Linked DNA regions of Homo sapiens: region 1 is linked to region 2. A link is a loop called in an ENCODE intact Hi-C map of the cell type or tissue named here. Cell type or tissue: PC-3. All regions are shown on one strand. Each heading gives the region's core, and the rest is flanking DNA. Links, peaks and the distances in the headings are about the cores only.

Evidence for each region. A loop is a pair of places that touch in the nucleus more often than their neighbours do. Peaks named below come from ENCODE experiments on the same cell type or tissue, not always from the same donor. Only the 100,000 strongest peaks of a DNase experiment are listed, where the experiment ranks them.
Region 1: it touches region 2 in a loop (2.8-fold over the local background); 37 of 110 quality-filtered maps call a loop at or near these places.

What each region holds. Positions count from the first base shown.
Region 1 is chr12:29,562,301-29,570,641 of GRCh38, forward strand. The region is part of intron 9 of TMTC1 (transmembrane O-mannosyltransferase targeting cadherins 1); the gene reads right to left. It overlaps LOC124902909 (a long non-coding RNA gene), which reads left to right. Exons shown (of 3, transcript XR_007063259.1): 3 at 1-6. Among named protein-coding and RNA genes, the nearest start is that of OVCH1, 69 kb to the left of the region's middle. In PC-3, for the core only: no CTCF peak of the experiment used is centred there; DNase peaks (open chromatin) are centred at 3,611, 3,941 and 4,361; H3K4me3 peaks cover 676 bases; H3K27ac peaks cover 1,839 bases.
Region 2 is chr12:29,793,489-29,801,829 of GRCh38, forward strand. No RefSeq gene overlaps it. Among named protein-coding and RNA genes, the nearest start is that of TMTC1, 14 kb to the left of the region's middle. RefSeq lists an enhancer at 1,958-2,459. In PC-3, for the core only: no CTCF peak of the experiment used is centred there; a DNase peak (open chromatin) is centred at 3,533; H3K4me3 peaks cover 497 bases; H3K27ac peaks cover 1,222 bases; H3K27me3 peaks cover 1,311 bases.

The DNA.
Region 1 (8,341 bases), core at 98-8,097, 230 kb before region 2:
GGCCAGCTAAATTATCTGACCTTGCACAATGGATGACCTCCAACAGTGATGCAGAAGGGCTCCTCCCAGTCAATTTTCCAAGACTATGCAGAGTAAAGCCATGGCTCTTGAGTGCCCTTAGGAAATGAATCATTTTAAATGGCTGAACCTGATTCCTGAGAATTTACTGCTAGGGGTTGGGAAGTTTACTGAATTAAGTATTTCTCTATTCCTTTAAATAGAAATGGTGAACATATTAACCTTTCTCAGAGGCTTGGGGTGAACTTTGGTTTTTGTGGCAGAATAGATAGGAAACTGCTTTGGTGGAGTGGAAAAATAACTGGATTTGGAGTCAGAAGCCATGAGAGGCATTCCAGCTATGTGAGTTTGAATTCATGTCTGTGCTTTAGTTGCTTTCTTTAAAAACGTAAGCTTAATAACATATTGACCTTCTCTGTGAATAAATGGGCTTCTACATGAACAAATGAGATGGTGGGTATAAAAATATCCATCACCACACCTGTTACACTACATACATTTAATATTTTGGGGTCAGCTGCAGGACCTCTGGGTGATTTGACTGGCTCCCTCTAGCCCTGATGAACCCATGCCAGGCTGAAGCAGCCAGTTCTCCTTCCTCACATGGATTTTTCATCCTCTGAAAAATCACACTCTTCACTGTTGCTGATAGCTTTCAACTTGCTCCCATCAGTCAAAATTACACCCATTATTTCTTCATCACTAACCTAGTGAACACTCAAGTCATTCTGTGTCCATCTGTTTCTCCTATACTGAGAGTTCTCAGATGTGAAGGGCAAGTAACCCTCTCCATTTTAAGAATGTAGGAATGTTCTTTGTCCAGCACTCCCTCCAAAGCCTGTCAATCCTTCATCATCTGAAGCAAATGATCCCCAGAGGCACCAGAGCAATTTTCTCCAAGTTTTTCCAATATGCTCAAGACCAAATGGAATTCCAGACACGTGTAATTGAAAAAGCTATATCCAAGGTTATAAGGACATTCAAAATCCTGTGTGGTTTCTGTGTGACAGATCAGTGTGCACCTGGGATCCTTGTTGCACTAACACTTCCTAGCATGAGTGCACTCTGGTTGATGGATTATCTCAGAGAAGAGACAATGGTGGGCAGGAAAAGGATGTTCATATTCCTAATTAATAACTGCCAAGTAAGGAGATCATGAGGAGTGGGGAGGAGAGTGGGTATGTTTTGAATACCCACTGCAGGAACTGGGTATTACTCCTGATATATAATGGGCAGGAGCTAGGGGTGTGAAACATCTTGCAATGCACAGGACAGTTCTGCACAAAGAAAAGTTGTTCTGCAAAATATCAAGAGCTCTGCCATTGAGAAACACTGTTTGTCCTTATGGAGTTGTCCTCTGACTCTAAGAGCCCTGTGATCGAGATTTTATGCATTATGTTCGTCCAGACTTTGTTTTCACAAGCATGTATAAAGCACGTACAATGTGCCAGACCGTTTGCTAAGGGCACACAGCATTAAAGAGAAAGCTGTCCTTGCCCTCAAGAGCGCCCTGTGGTAGAAGAGAAACAGGAAAACCAACGGACTCTAATGCACTGTGAGGAGAGCAGACAGAGCAGTAAAGCTGAGCTGGAGCTGACAGGAGCATACAGGACGAGGGCAAATGAGAGGCGCCTGAGACATTCACCAAGGTTTTTCCAGGAGAGACGATGCTTTACTGGGAGGGGCAGCAACAAAGGGGACTGGGAGTGCGAGGGAGGGGTAAGAGCAGGAAGATGAAGGAAAGGGTTCCAAGGAGAGAAAGCAAAACCAAACAGAACTTGAGAAACTGAAAGGATTTTATTCTGGCTGAAGCAGAGAATGGAAAGGAGGAAAATAAAGGACAAGGAGCAAGTTTTGGGGAGAAGATGACCAGTCAAGTTTGAGGTGCAGAGGGCAATTTGTGAAAATGTCCAGCTGGGTAGATGGCTCTGATCATCAGGGGAAAGATAATGGTAGAGTCATAGATTTGAGGGTCAACCAGCATATACACAGATGCTAACAAGCCTTTGGGACTGAAGGAACCCCTTAAAAAGCAAAGATTGAGAAGAGAACAAGATGTAGGGAAGGAGGAGAGGGTCCTGAGAACTCTTCCATTAAGGGTTGGTGGAGGCAGGACAATCTAAAGAAGGAGCAGAAAAAGCAAGAGAGCATGGTGTCACAGATGCTAAAAAAGAATTACTTTAAGGAGGAGGAAGTGGTCAACAAAGTCAAATGCTGCTGAGAGTTAGGTAATTTGATGCCCAAGCATGGTCCATTGGAATTATCTGCATGGAGGTAGCTGGTGACTTGGGGAGAGCAGTTTCACATGTGGGGAGGGAGCTGATGCCAGAATGTAGTTGAGTAATGAGAGAAAATAAGGAAGACATTGCAACTTTCTGGGAAATTTTGACACTTAAAAGGTAGGAAGGAGATAAGGAAGCACACAGATGAATGGCAGGAGGAGGAAAACAAGAGATACAGACAGGCTCGGTTGTTTGTTTGTTTGTTTGATGGTAGGAGCAACTAGAGAATATTTAAATATTAATGGGAAAGTGCCAGGTGAAGGGGAGGAAGCAAAGGATTTAAACAGAGGATTATAAATAAGCTCTGAGAAACTGGAAATTATGGAACCTTGAGCAGAAAAGAAGAGATCAGCCTTAGGCGTGAAAAATGAGCAGGGTAGTAAAAGAGGAAAATCTGAATTAATCAGGGTTCTCCAGAGAAACAGAAGCAACAGGATGTGTATATTTACATTTAGGGAGACATTTATCCTAAGGAACTGGCTCTCATGATTGTGGGGGCTGGCAAGTCCAAAATCTGCAGGGTAGGCGGCAGGCTGGGGACCCAGGGAGGAGCTGCAGTTAGAATCCAGAAGGCAGTCTGTGGGTAGGATTTTCTCTCCTTCCAGGGAAGTCTGTCTTTTTCTGTTAAGTCCTTCAACGGGATGGATGAGGCCTACCCACATTCTGGAGGATAATCTGCTTTACTCAAAGTCTACTGATTTAAATGTTAATCTCATCCAAGAGGCACCTTTGTAGGAACATCTAGAATAATGTTTTACCAAATATCTAGGTATCATGGCCCATCCAAGCTGACATGAAATTATCCATCGCAAGTCTACCCCTTGCCAATCTAGCACTCAGGAAGAGGAAAAGATAGACGTAATTTAGGATCTTCTGCTATTGACGACATTTAGGTTTTACATTATACCTCAGTTACCTTTTAAAACATTCCAGGTAATTCACATACTTTAAAAACACAGTATAAGGCCAGGTGGAGTGGCTCACGCCTGTAACCCCAGCACTTTGGGAGGTCAAGATGGGTGGATCACATGAGGTCAGGAGTTCAAGACCAGCCTGGCCAACATGGTGAAACCCCGCCTCTACTAAAAATTCCAAAATTAGCCAGGTGTGGTGGCAGGTGCCTGTAATCCCAGTTACTTGGGAGGCTGAGGCAAGAGAATCTCTTGTACCCAGAAGGCAGAGGCCACAGTGAGTGGAGATCGCACCACCGCACTCCAGCTTGGGCAACAGGAGTGAGACTCCGTCTCAAAAAACAAACACAAAAAACCACAGTATAAAGAAGTTTACATGTAGCATTGTTCCATTCAACAAATATTTACTCAGTGCCATGTTCCTGGCACTCTCCTTCATGCTGGGGATAAGGACAAAGATTTCTGCTTTCATGCAGTTTACTGGGTAGAGGAGGGACACACAATTAACAAAACGATAGGTGAGTAGAGCGGAGGGTGATAAATGGAGAAAAATGAAGCAAAGAGGGGGAACAGGGGATGCTGGTGGTGCTTGTGGTCTTCAGTGGGGTGGCCCAGGGAGGCCTCATGGAGAAGCCGATGACACATATGAGGAGTGCTGAAGGGTGTGAGGGAGGCAGCCATTGAGGTAAGGGGGGAAGGGTTCTAGGAGGAAAGAACAGAACGCAGAACCCCTGAAACAGGAAGGTGATGTGGCTGGCATGCACGTGCCTGCAGCCCAGTGTGTCTGGAGCCAAGTAAGCAAGAAGAATAGCAGGAGGTGTGTCAGGGGGAGTAAGGGGGCAGGTGGTGCAGGGCGAGCATGGAGGCTGCTGCAGGGCCGCCCACTTTCCCCGTAAGTGAGGTGGGGTGGCTGGAGCCTTCTGAGCTCCAGATTGCTGTGAGTGGGGCTCCAGCGGGGCTGGTCTTGAACTCCTGACCTCATGTAATCCACCCATCTCGACCTCCACAAGTGCTGGGCCACCCCACTGAAGATCCCTGGGGCTGCTGTATTGAGAACAGACTGAAGGAAAGCAGGGCAAAGGTGAAAACCACAACACCAGTTAGGAGCATATTGCTGCGGTCTAGCTGAGAGGTGGAGGGGACAGTGGACGTGGAGGGAGGTGGTCAGATTCTGTGTGTGTTAGTCATATTTACTGAGCGTGTCATTGCCCTCATTGCTTACGGATATTGCTTTAAGTCTTTTATATGAATTATCTTGTAATCCTCCAACCCTATGAGGTAGGCAGCATCCCTATTCTCATTTTTAACAGAAAATCTCAACCCTATTTTGCTAAACCTGCCATATTTACTTATACAAGAAATCACAGCTGGTGTAAAGTTCCCCTTCAAGGCTGAAGTGCATATTCTCCCGGCTGCTAGGAGTGTTGGCTGCTGGCAGCTCAGAGTCCACCTCCTCTCTGGGAATTGCTCTCAGCCTCAGGGAGTTGCCTCCCCAAGGCTAGACTCCCGTCCTGGATGCAGCGATTGGTTGAAAGCGGGGTTTAAAAGTAAATCTCTTGCCTCCATTCATGACACCTCTAAGGGGACATCCCAGTTCCAGAGCTCCCCATGGGATCAGCTGAGGCCTCAGCTGGAACTGCATTCTACTCAACATCTCCTTTCTTCTGCTGCCCTGGTGTTCCCGAGGGTGCTCCTTAATAAACTTCCTGCTTGCAAATCTTTGCCTTGGATTCTGTTTTCTGGGGAACCATGCATAAGAGAGTTTTTAAAATGAAAAAGTGGTCTAAGATAGCCAGAAAAAGTGAAACTTTTCTGAAAATACATTATGGAGATTTCATTTTGAAATTCAGCTCATAAGTATGGCCACAATGTGACTTAAATTCGTTTTTTTTTTCTAAATGAAATAATGTTTAATTTCCTGAGCTCATGAATAAAACTGCCAGATTTAATTAACACAGCATATATATACTGAGAATGTAATTTCATCAACAAGAAGCAACAAAAATAATTTCGTGTCTACTTGTGATATTAGAAAGCATATTTGAGCTTTTATACATGAAAATACCACATCAGCTGAAGAACACATCTCCACCTGTTAAACCTGGCTAACAAATGGTATTGAGATTTTAATTCCTCCCAGAAATACATGGCAGCTGGTATCCAAGTCCACCTGTAGTCATGAGAGAGTTATCTTAAATGTTCACTTAAAATAGGCTGTGTGAAGGACTTTTTAAAATACTCATTGACTCCTGGTTTTTAAAACATGTTCAAACTTCACCCCAAGCTGTGCCTTAGGGTCTGCCTTATTTCTTCTGTTTGAACGTGACAGAAAATGGTTTTATAAACAGCATTATTAAAAGGAATTATAATAAAGTAGTCTTACTGATATATTCAAGACATCAGCAAACATTGGTTAATTAAACATGGTTAGATTTCTTTAGACTCTAATGATATGGTGTCTCTTCAGTACTCAATCCTTTATTACTTTCTTTTTCCACATACATGTACTGCAGCCTAATGCAATGTCCTTACAAAGTTCCTGTGATCCATATGGGAGGGAATACAAAGAATTATATCAGTAGGCACTATTATCATAACAAGTCTCTATGTTATGCATTAAACATTCTAATCAGAAAGATTTTAGTTCTACCCCTTCCCATGTGTTAGGCAATTAAATAGTGAGTGGAGATTTCTTTTGTATAGGAGCATTAAAAGCACAATACAAAATTTAGTTACACCGGGAGAAAAGAGCCTGGTCTTGCAAAGCGATAAAATTTAAGTGTGAAGAGGAATTATTTCTATGGAAAATAAGTAAATGCTCTGAAAATGCTCAAAAAGGAAAGAAGTTCAAAAAAATCACTGTTGAATTAGATGTGAGTGAAATAATTGTAAAAGACTGGAGGAGAAAAATCAGAAAAATCTCAGTCTACTCAAATTACATTGCAAATCTCTTTAAATTTTCATTCCAGTTTTAAATATCAAAACTGAGACTCATAGCAATGAATTATGGAGGTGCTTTTGCAGATTCTAATCAGAAGATTCTTACTTAAAGAGAAGGATTTGATTTGACATCAGAAGATTGGTGAATGGATGTACATTTGAAATTTCAGGGTAAAATAAAATACTCAAGCGTTTGCTTAATTTGTTTTATGATTCTCCATTTTTAACTGACTTTTTAAGGTATTTGACAAAGTACACACATGGCCAAGTACACATCAATATCTTGACTTTATTCAGGGAGAATCACTATTTCTCTTTCGGGGCTTATTAGCTGAGGCATTTCTTGGGAGTTTTTGTGTAGGAAGGGCTGACTTGTTGGGTGGTCTCTGGACTTTCTACTCCCATCACACAAGGTAGAATGTTAGAAACCTTCTCCAGGGTAACCGAACAGTCGGAGAGCTCTGGAGGTCTATGGCAGATCTGTCAGTGTTTTTCTGAATCTCCAGCATAGATAATCCCAAGCTTTATTATTACTGCAGGAGTAATAAATGTGAGAGCTGCCCCTCACAGCAAAGCAAAGCTAACACTTGATGTTTGTTGAGGATTTAAGAAAAGGGTTTTGACATTTTTCTTTGATGATTTGAATCTTAAACTGAATACGTGACCTTAGATGCAATATTTTCCAGGGGAGATTTCCCTTATACTACAGAAATATTATAAATGATGTAAAGAGGAAGGAGAAGTCAGTGACTTCTGCATTATTCAAAAAATAAAAAAATTTAAAAGAAGCAGAATATTCATGTCATACATAATTACTAACTTATTATAGTGCTATTTTTAGCATTGTAAGCCAGCCAAAAAGAGACTGGTATAGGTACAGCCCTTATGATTAATTTCACCATTGCCTTTGAGATCTATTCAGTCATTACAACAGTAATGGATAATTGCTGGAATTGATTTCAGATAATAGCGCCTTTAACATTGCATTTCCCTAATCACTCTCTTTCTTGCTGTGTGCAAATATGAAAAACATCAGATACTCTAAAGTTGAAGTAGAGGTGGAGCAGCTGGGAGGGAGAGGAATCCCTGTCTCAGCAACTTCCACAAAGAAATAGCAACATCAAAATAAAGGCAATCTTCCAGTTACCAAGGATAAATAATCATCAAAATGATGAATAGCTCTGGTATTTTCCTTTTCCCTCTAACACAAAGAGTGACAATCTATTTCTTAAAAAACAACAACAACAAAAATACCCACATCCGTTGAAAATTCACCACAGAGGTATCCACACAAAAATGATATTTTTAACCAGAAGTATTTTGAATCTAGTCTGAAAGCATAAACTCTTTCACTAATTACTATATGTAATATATTTATAGCTTTAATTGTTTTTCCCCATGTCTCAAGGGACATATTTCTTCCAGAAGCACAGTTGCTGAAGCAAACATTTATTTGTATTGTTTCACAGCAAAGAAACGGAAGTACCCAACCAGCTACTATAATTCTGTAAAATCAACTGCCAGAGAATTTTGTTTAATTTATACCTTTGCTCCAAGTTATGCCTGAGGGTCTGCCTTACTTTTCTTTTTGAACTTGACAGAAAATAGTCTGTTATAATAAAACCAATTAAAAAGATACTGATACATTTCCTACCAACCATGTAAGTTTCAGGCAAACTTACTGCCCTTTTTCTCCCTTCAAGAATGCCATCTAAAATTGATAAATAGTAATTAATTATTAAAGCCCAAGTATACTTTATATGTACCCTTGAAGGAATATGCCTTTTAAAAAATGACATTTCCTCATTGCAAAAGGAATAGATGTTCATTGTGGAACACCTGGAACACACAAAAAATTATAAAGGAAAAAATCAATCTATAATCTTACCCACCAGAGATAAGCATTATGAACATTTTGGAAACTGTCTTCCAATGAAAGAATAGAATTCTTGATTAAATCTTAAAAATGATCTTCTATTCTGTAATATAAAACTTCTTCAACAAAAAGCTTTGATACAATTATTCCTCTGGAACTTATAATTCTTGTAATATTTGGGAAAATATTTGATAGCAAACTTGATATCTACGGTTTAAAACTTCTGCCATATTAGGCCAGGTGTGGTGGCTCATGCCTGTAATCTCAGCACTTTGGGAGGCTGAGGTGGGTGGATCACTTGAGGTCAGGAGTTC
Region 2 (8,341 bases), core at 317-8,316:
AAGCTACATGATTGCAATATGTGCACTATATGTCACATGGAACCTACATGCTTTTAACATGCTTGCTGCATACTGCAACATGCAAGCTACATGTGTGAAACATGCATGCAGCATGCACAATACACACTGCAACATGTGCACTTTGAAACATGTGTGCTGCATGTCCCAACATACATGTAGCGACATGTGTACAGCATGTTTGCTGAATTCGTGATATGTGCGCACTACATGGCACATGTAAGCTACATGCTTGTAACGTGTGCACTACATGCTACACTATGCAAGCATCATGTGTGCAACATGTGTACTACATTCTTGCAACATGTGCATTGCATGCTACAATATGCAGTCTACATGTATGCTACATGCTTACTATAGTTGCAACAAGCATGCTACACACTACAACATGCATGGCACATGCATTGGACATTTATTCTACATGCAAGCTACATGCATACAGCATTCATGCTACACACATTCAGTATGCATTCAACATGCACACTACTTGCGCATAACATGCATGCAACATGCTACGTACATGCCACTTTCTGTGAGGTGTGTGCAACATTCATACAACATGCATACTACAGGCATACAGTATGTGTTCATGAGTAGGCATGCAGACAATATGCATACCACGGTTGTACATCATGCACGTGACTTGCCAGAACATGCATGCTGCATGCATGCAACATGTGTGCAACATTCATGAGCATGCATACTACATGTTACCACATGCATACCACATGCACGCTACACACGCTCAGCCACCCCTCAAGAAGAATACAAGAAGAGCAATAGGTACCTTTAAAAATGTTATGTTAAGCTCTCTTTTTTCTTCTATTTAAAGTTTCAAGAAAAGGCTCCAAGAGCAAACAAATAAAACCAAAAAACATGTAAGTAAGTAGCAAGCCCTCAAAAACCTAGAGCCACTGCAGGAGAACTGCTGGGGAGTTAACATCAAGAACTCACACGTAATTGCTAGTTTGTAGATGACGAAGCTCAATACTGATGGCTGTTTTAGAAAAGAGAACAAATAATGAGGAAAATGTAAAATTCTGGTTAGTCTATATAAAATATTTATTACAGTCATCAGTATTAAGTGTTTTCTCTGCCATATTGTACAGTAATACTTTGTTTTAATGTGTTCTATTTAATGGGTCATACTTACTTGCATTGTATTGAATTACAAAAATGATTTTGTTGAGGAATTCACCACCTCACTGATGGTGTTGAGGTCCACTGTGCCCCAACCCCAATTCTTAGCAGGTTTAGCTACATAAATTGTAGGGCCCAATGTAAAATGAAAATGAAGGACCCTTTGTTCTAAAGTTATTAAGAATTTCAGGATGGTGACAGTGGCACATCAAACCAAAAGTGAAGTCCTTCTATACACTGAGTTCATCTAAGTACAGGGTTCTGTATGACTACAAAAGTTGCACACCCATGAAGCCAGGCCTGTTTTGACAGGCAATCCTATTCATATAATTCTCTCCAGCTAGTTTAAATACTCCTGGCAAACAATGGCCTTGGGGCAGCCAAAATTAATGGGCTCAGGGCACCCAGGACCTAATAAAATACTTGCCATAAGTCAATGACATGGCTTGCATCTTATGTTATTAAAGAAGTTGGGAAATCTACCATGCTAGTTTTTCTTTGCCAAGAAATAAAGATTATATCTAGAGACAGATAATTTCCCTTGAGAAATTACAATCTCCCATCTTTCCTAGCTGTGCTGCTAAGTCTTATTTCTTGGACTATTTTTCCATGTGTGAGTTAATGTAAAGGAATACGAATGAATCTTTTCAGGCTCCGCAGTACCTTACAAAAAAATTCTTCTAAAATGTCTTTTAGATTTTCTTTTTGGCCATGTTACTGTAAATGAGGCAGCCAGGTTTTTGTTGTAGCCATTGTTGTTTTTAAATAATTTTAAGTTTTTGCACATCTTGGCTAAGAGCTGAATATTGTGGTCTTTCCAGTTAGACAGAAGACAAAGTAGAAGCAGATTCTGGCTTCACAGTTTCTTTCACATCCTCTGTCTCTTTCATCTCACATTTGCTCAGTGATTTCATTCTTTCTCCATTATGTAGTTTAAGAGATTAGGAATCCATTTTATTCATCTGACAACTTTTTTTTCAGACAATTAGCATTACACCTACTTCTAAGAAAAGGAGTTACCTGACAATGCTGTCATTGCTACCTACTTGTATTTACGGAAACATTCAAATGTTAATCTGTTCCCTTCACACTTGGCCCAAAATTCAGATAACAGCTCCCAAAAGGTGCTATCAGGAGTGACAGTGATAGCAAACCCATACAACATGCCATAAACCCGCTTACTCTCTGTGCACATAAAAAACATGACTAACCAATTGTGATAGTTTTGCACATTAACTCCAGATGCAACCTTAAAACCGCTCTCAACACTGCCTCCCAGACTGCCACTCTCTGTTAATAGGTTGGCCTGTGAGTGGAAACCCCTTTACAGTCCCTGAGCCAGTGGAAGATGGCTGCAAGGAGGCACGGGTCCTAAAACATAATAATGCATCTTCCACATAAATGAAAGTCTAGCACTTACAAAGTGTTTCCATAGCTTTAGATTTTATCACTTCCATTTGAATAAATGTATTACCAATAAATTTTTAAGGAGGACTAAGAAGATTACATCTTTTGTACTTTGAGATTCTTTTAAGGAAGTTTCTATAAGAATTTTTACTATTCTGCAAATATAGTACCAGATAATTGAAAATTACCATACAAGGCTTATATGGCCATATTAGAGTATTTCTATGAATACTGATGCCTAAAAGTGTGAGAAATCCATGAAAAATATGCCTGAGAGCCATTTTAAACAAATATAGGCAAAAATAAGGGCCCCGATAATTAATATAGTTTTAGCTATAATTTATCACCACTAAACCCAATATTAGGGGTTTTGTGTGTTATATTTGCCTCCAAATTGAAAATAAATTGTTTATGGATAGGAAGATTTCATTGAATCTGTGTTTCCTAACATTAGCAGAATTTTGATTCTCCAACTATTCACACCAGTTCCTGAATGAATTATTTTACTTTACATGGTTTCTGGTCAAGATATGTACAGAGAATTGGGCCTTTCACTCCCAATCATTGCTAGACTGGGTTCCAGTTTTCTAAACTGTGAACAAACCCCAGAGGGCAGTTGTGAAGATTAAAAGAGGTAAGTCAAGAGCTTTGAAGAGTGCCATAGCAAGGTGTGCTCAACACGTTAGCTAAGATAAAATATTGTGATGGTGATGATGAAGATTTTTCTCTCTTTTTTCCCTTAGCAATTTTCTCACTACTGCCATTTCTCGCCATTGTAGTAACATGGAATAACTACTACTAAGCGACTATTAAATATCTGCTTTTCAATTCCTGACTACTGATTGATTTATTGATTTACTTTGAAGGAGAATGTGGTTATCAGCCTAACCTGCATTTACTCTGGACAACCACAGTTTATTTTACTCACGATTGCCTCATTGCAGTTGCAGGATTGAGACTATAAACCTTCTCAATTCCTGGTGCCAGAGAATGCGTAAGGAATTCTGGCCAATGAGTCACACAGCTGCTCTGTTGTTTCTAATTTGGCTGCCAGGATCAAGTTGCTTCTCAAAGAAACTTTAATAACTTTTCTTTCCAAAACGTTAATCTTCATCATCTCATGGCTTAAGTGTTTAATGATTACTTCATAAACAATTTTCATACTTCCCCACGGTTACTCGCAAAGTTATCCAGCTATTTTATGTTTATCCCCTTTTTCAATCTGCTTAACATTTAAAAAAAAATTGTGAAGCTGAGCGTATGGTGAAAACGAACTAGCAAAAAACTAGGAAGCTGTAATAAAGACATATTTTTCCAAAGATAGCCTTTTTCTAGGATTTTCAAGGGAATCTGTTTTTTTTTTTTCCTTTAAAGTTGCAAGGTTGAAGATAAATCTCTTTTGCTCCATTTGTAGTAAGTCACTAAGGTAGGTGATAGTGAAATGTTGTCTTTGTAGTACTAACTCTGGAGAAAATAGGAAGGTTCTGGGCACAGAACGAGTGAGAGGGACTTTTCCTCCCTGTCATGGGGAGACTAGGTCATTCCAATTAACCTTCCCTCTAAAGATCCATAGAAAACCAGATTAAACAACAACACTATTTGCCTCATAACATCAGATCATTAAGAACAGAGAAGTGTCAGGCCAGGGAAAGAGAAAGGACAAGCCCAGAATTTGGGGCCCCTTCTGTGCTGGGGAGGAGTGAGAGGCTAAGCAGAGAACACTGAGAGTCTCCAAGGAGAGCAGGGCCCACAGGGTGTGGGGACCCTGGTAATCCATCCTGTACATAGGAGTGGGGCCCTGAAGAATGGCATTAGAAGTGAAGAGGGATTAGAAGTTGGTCACCACTCCCACCAATTGCAACTCAGCTTCTAGGGATCTTGACCATCTTAACAAATGTGAAAGAAACACTTTTAGTAAAAAAAATGGAAAGAGTTTATCACCAGAAGACCGGTACTAAAGGAAATTGTAAAAGTGGTCTTCCAATAGAATGAAAAGGATTTGTGATGAAAGGCACAGCAATGGAGGAAGTAATAGAATGCAACGTAAGTGGTAAATATGGTAATATATGATTAAATCTAGTGGGAAATTCCCTGCTTGCAAATCTGTAGTGACAGAAAGTAAATTACCAGTTCCCAGGGGCTAGGCAGGAGAGAGGCTGGTGACTGTTAAAAAGCAAAGGATTTCTTTTCAGAGTGATGGAAGTGTTTTAAAATTAGATTGTGGTGATATTTGCACAATGCTATGAGAACACTAAAATCCATTGACTTGTACACTTTAAAAGGATGCATTTTATGGCATGTAAATCATCTTTTGATGAAGTATTTTTAGAAAAAGAGCAAGATTTAGGACAACAGTAGTATGTAAATTAAAAGAAGACACGTAGGCTTGAGGTGTTCTGAGATCATTGAATTGTCTGGAAAAAGGAAAAAATGTAGAATTTGTCATCATGCTATACAATTATGTTTTATGCACATCGTACAGGTGTGGCATTTCACACACACACGTAAGTTTTTGAAAAAGAATGAGAGGCAACTAAGCCAAAAGGGCCGATTACTAGCAACTACTCCATTTTCCTAGCCAATTCCTTCTTAACGAACCCATAATAGAACAATGATGAAGTTTTTAAGTAGACAGACAGTGGAAAGGTGATACTTTTCTCTAATGTTTTCTTCCTACACTGGAATATGTAAGGCAGTAGAAATAAAGAATATGAATACACTTAGTAAAGACAATGAATACAAATCACCTTAAAGAATGAAAATATAAAGTTTGAAATAATACAACTGACTTACAGTCGGAAAGCTATGACCTCACAAGTATTTTTCTGCTTTATAAATGCCAACTGTTGTAAACCACTTTCCCAGTGCTTACACTACCGAAAGTAGGATCCACACTCTGCTGTCTACCCCCAAACTGACCAGAATGTCTACACACAGTAAGAAATCAGACACTTGTTCACTGGTGGAATGAATATATGTTTGTATGTATTCACAAACGGATAGAAGACAGGATTTCTAGAAGTTGGATGTTTCAAATTTCCTGGAGGCAAGAGAAAAAATTCATTTTTTCTCTTTTTCTATTAAAATGTGTATTACAATTATCTTCCAAGCTTACAAAAATATAAAGTAACACATCTATAGAATTTTATAGATTTCTGGGTGAAATGGAATAAATTCACACCCTGGAGGATGTAAGGGTTATCATTAGATATAGAGTTTACTTTCTACTTTGTTCCTTCTACTGAGTGATGATAATCCTGACTTCTGATTTAGAACCATTGACACTGGTTTTCCTTTTGGAAGACATCTCCCGGGTCAGTACTCTTCCTCCAGATAGACTCATCTAAAACTACTGCAAATCTTCTAAAACCTTCTCAATTTCTTAAAGACAGTTCTCAATTTCTTACTCTAAAGTTTCTCTTTCCTAAGTTTGTCTTTTATCCAACACTAATGAATAGCTATAATTTAAGATCATTTCTCTTTACTCTTCAGGTGTAAATAGAGAACAATTCCTTATAGAAATTTTTTTTTGTTTTGCTAACTATTGTTAAATTGTTACCTTTTCATATCACAGTGTTTCTTTAATGTCAAAATGAGCTTGGCTCTTCTAAAATTCAATTTACCAAGCTGTCTGCCCAGATTCCATTTGAGGAGTTTAACTGAACTCTGTGGAGGCTTTACAGTATCTCAATTACATCTCAGAAGAAATTAGCTCAGAAAATGCCAGCTCTGCCCCACAGGGCTTGGCAAAAACAGAGTAATGGCCTGGCTATGTCAGTGATGAGAACTGCAGCAGAGAGAGGAATAGAGGAATTAAGACAAAGAATGGATCAGCAGCCAGAGTTCAAGGGGGGAAAATGCTGGTGGTCATTCAAATACAAAAGAAAATCAGTCTGGAATGAAACAGTCTTGGAACAGAAGCAGATTTGGGTGTTTGTGGAGATAAACAAGAGCAGAGGGAACTGTAATACTTACCCCTAGGACAAAACTCACCTTCTGGGGGCTGTGGTGAGGCCAGCCTTCAGTGACCCACCAGCTCTGTGCAAGGAGGCTCTAGTGCTCACACATCTTAGATGCCCAGCGGCTTCTGGCAAGCAACAAGACACAGCTCAGAGGCGGATGGGGAAATTGTTCTAAACAAGGAGGTCTGCACCAGAAATAAGAGTCCTAAAAGTGAGATTTCATCCCACTGAGGAATTTGGAATCAGATAGTTGGTCTTAAAAAAAATAAGCAGAAAGACCTAATGTTATAACTCTTGAGAAGTGAATAGGAAAGAAATATCAGCATGATATCATCCATGGAAAACTGGCCTCAGCTAATGATGAAAGAGGGGTTCAGAAAAACACAGTAATAGTTCATTAGAAAAAAGAGTTCATTAAAGTATTTTTCCATATTTTAATATGGCTTTATTTATTATAGTATGAAATGTGATTTAATGTTATTTAAAAGACTATTTGATATAGAGGCAGAAGGATTGCTTGAGTCCAGTAGTTTAAGACCAGCTGGGGAACATGGTGAGACCCTGTCTCTATAAAAAATACAAAAATCAGCCGGGAAGGGTGGCTTATGCCTGTAATCCCAGCACTTTGGGAGGCCGAGGCAGGTGGATCACAAGGTCAGGAGATTGAGACCATCCTGGCTAACATGGTGAAAACCCATCTCTACTAAAAATACAAAAAATTAGCTGGGTGTGGTGGCAGGCACCTGTAGTCCCAGCTACTCAGGAGGCTGAGGCAGGAGAATGGTGTGAACCCGGGAGGCGGAGCTTGCAGTGAGCCGAGATCGTGCCACTGCACTCCAGCCTGGGAGACAGTGAGACTCTGTCTCAAAAAAAAAAAAAAAAAAAATCAACCAGGGCCAAGCACTGTGGCTCGCACCTGTAATCTCAGGACTTTGGGAGGCTGAGGTGGGAGGATTACTTGAGTTCAGGAGTTCGAGTTTGAGACTAGCCTAGGCAACATAGTGAGACCTCATCTGTACAGAAAATAAACAAAATTAGCTGGCCATGGTGGCATGTGCCTTTAGTCCCAGCTACTTGAGAGGCTGAGGTGGGAGGATGGCTTGAGCCCAGGAGTTTGATGCTGCTGTGAGCTATGATTATGCCACTACACCCCAGTCTAGACAATACAGCAAGACCCTATCTCTAAGACAACCAAAACAACAGTAAAACAACACAAACCTTATTCAATGTAAATAATATTGATATTGTATATTCCTGGAGCCAAGATCTAAAAGGGTCACATCCAGAGGTGATATTCATAATTCCATGTCTAATGACTCTTGCCATGGGCAACGATCAACACTGACCAATCAGAAATGAGCCCAGCCTTGGTTCTGGAGCTAGCTTCTGAAAGCCCCCAACTATGTTGGGCATTAACCCTTCACTGCTGAGTTAGAAAAAGAGGTCCCAAGGAAGGAGACAGGCTAAGGCAGTATAGGTTTATTTTTCATCAATATTTTACATAAGTGTCAGGGGAACCCATCCCCGATATTTCAACATAGGTTCTTTTCTATTTCCCTAAGTGTTGGCCAGTCTGAGAAATAAAGGGAAAGAATACAAAAGAGAGAAATTTTAAAGCTGGGTGTCGGGGGGAGACATCACATGTCAGCAGGTTCCGTGATGCCCCTGAGCTGCAAAACCAGCAAGTTTTTATTAGCAATTTTCAAAGGGGAGGGAGTGTACGAATAGGGTGTGGGTCACAGAGATCACATGCTTCAAGGGCAACAAAAGATCACAAGGCAGAAGGTCAGGGCGGGATCCCAAGGTCAGGGCAA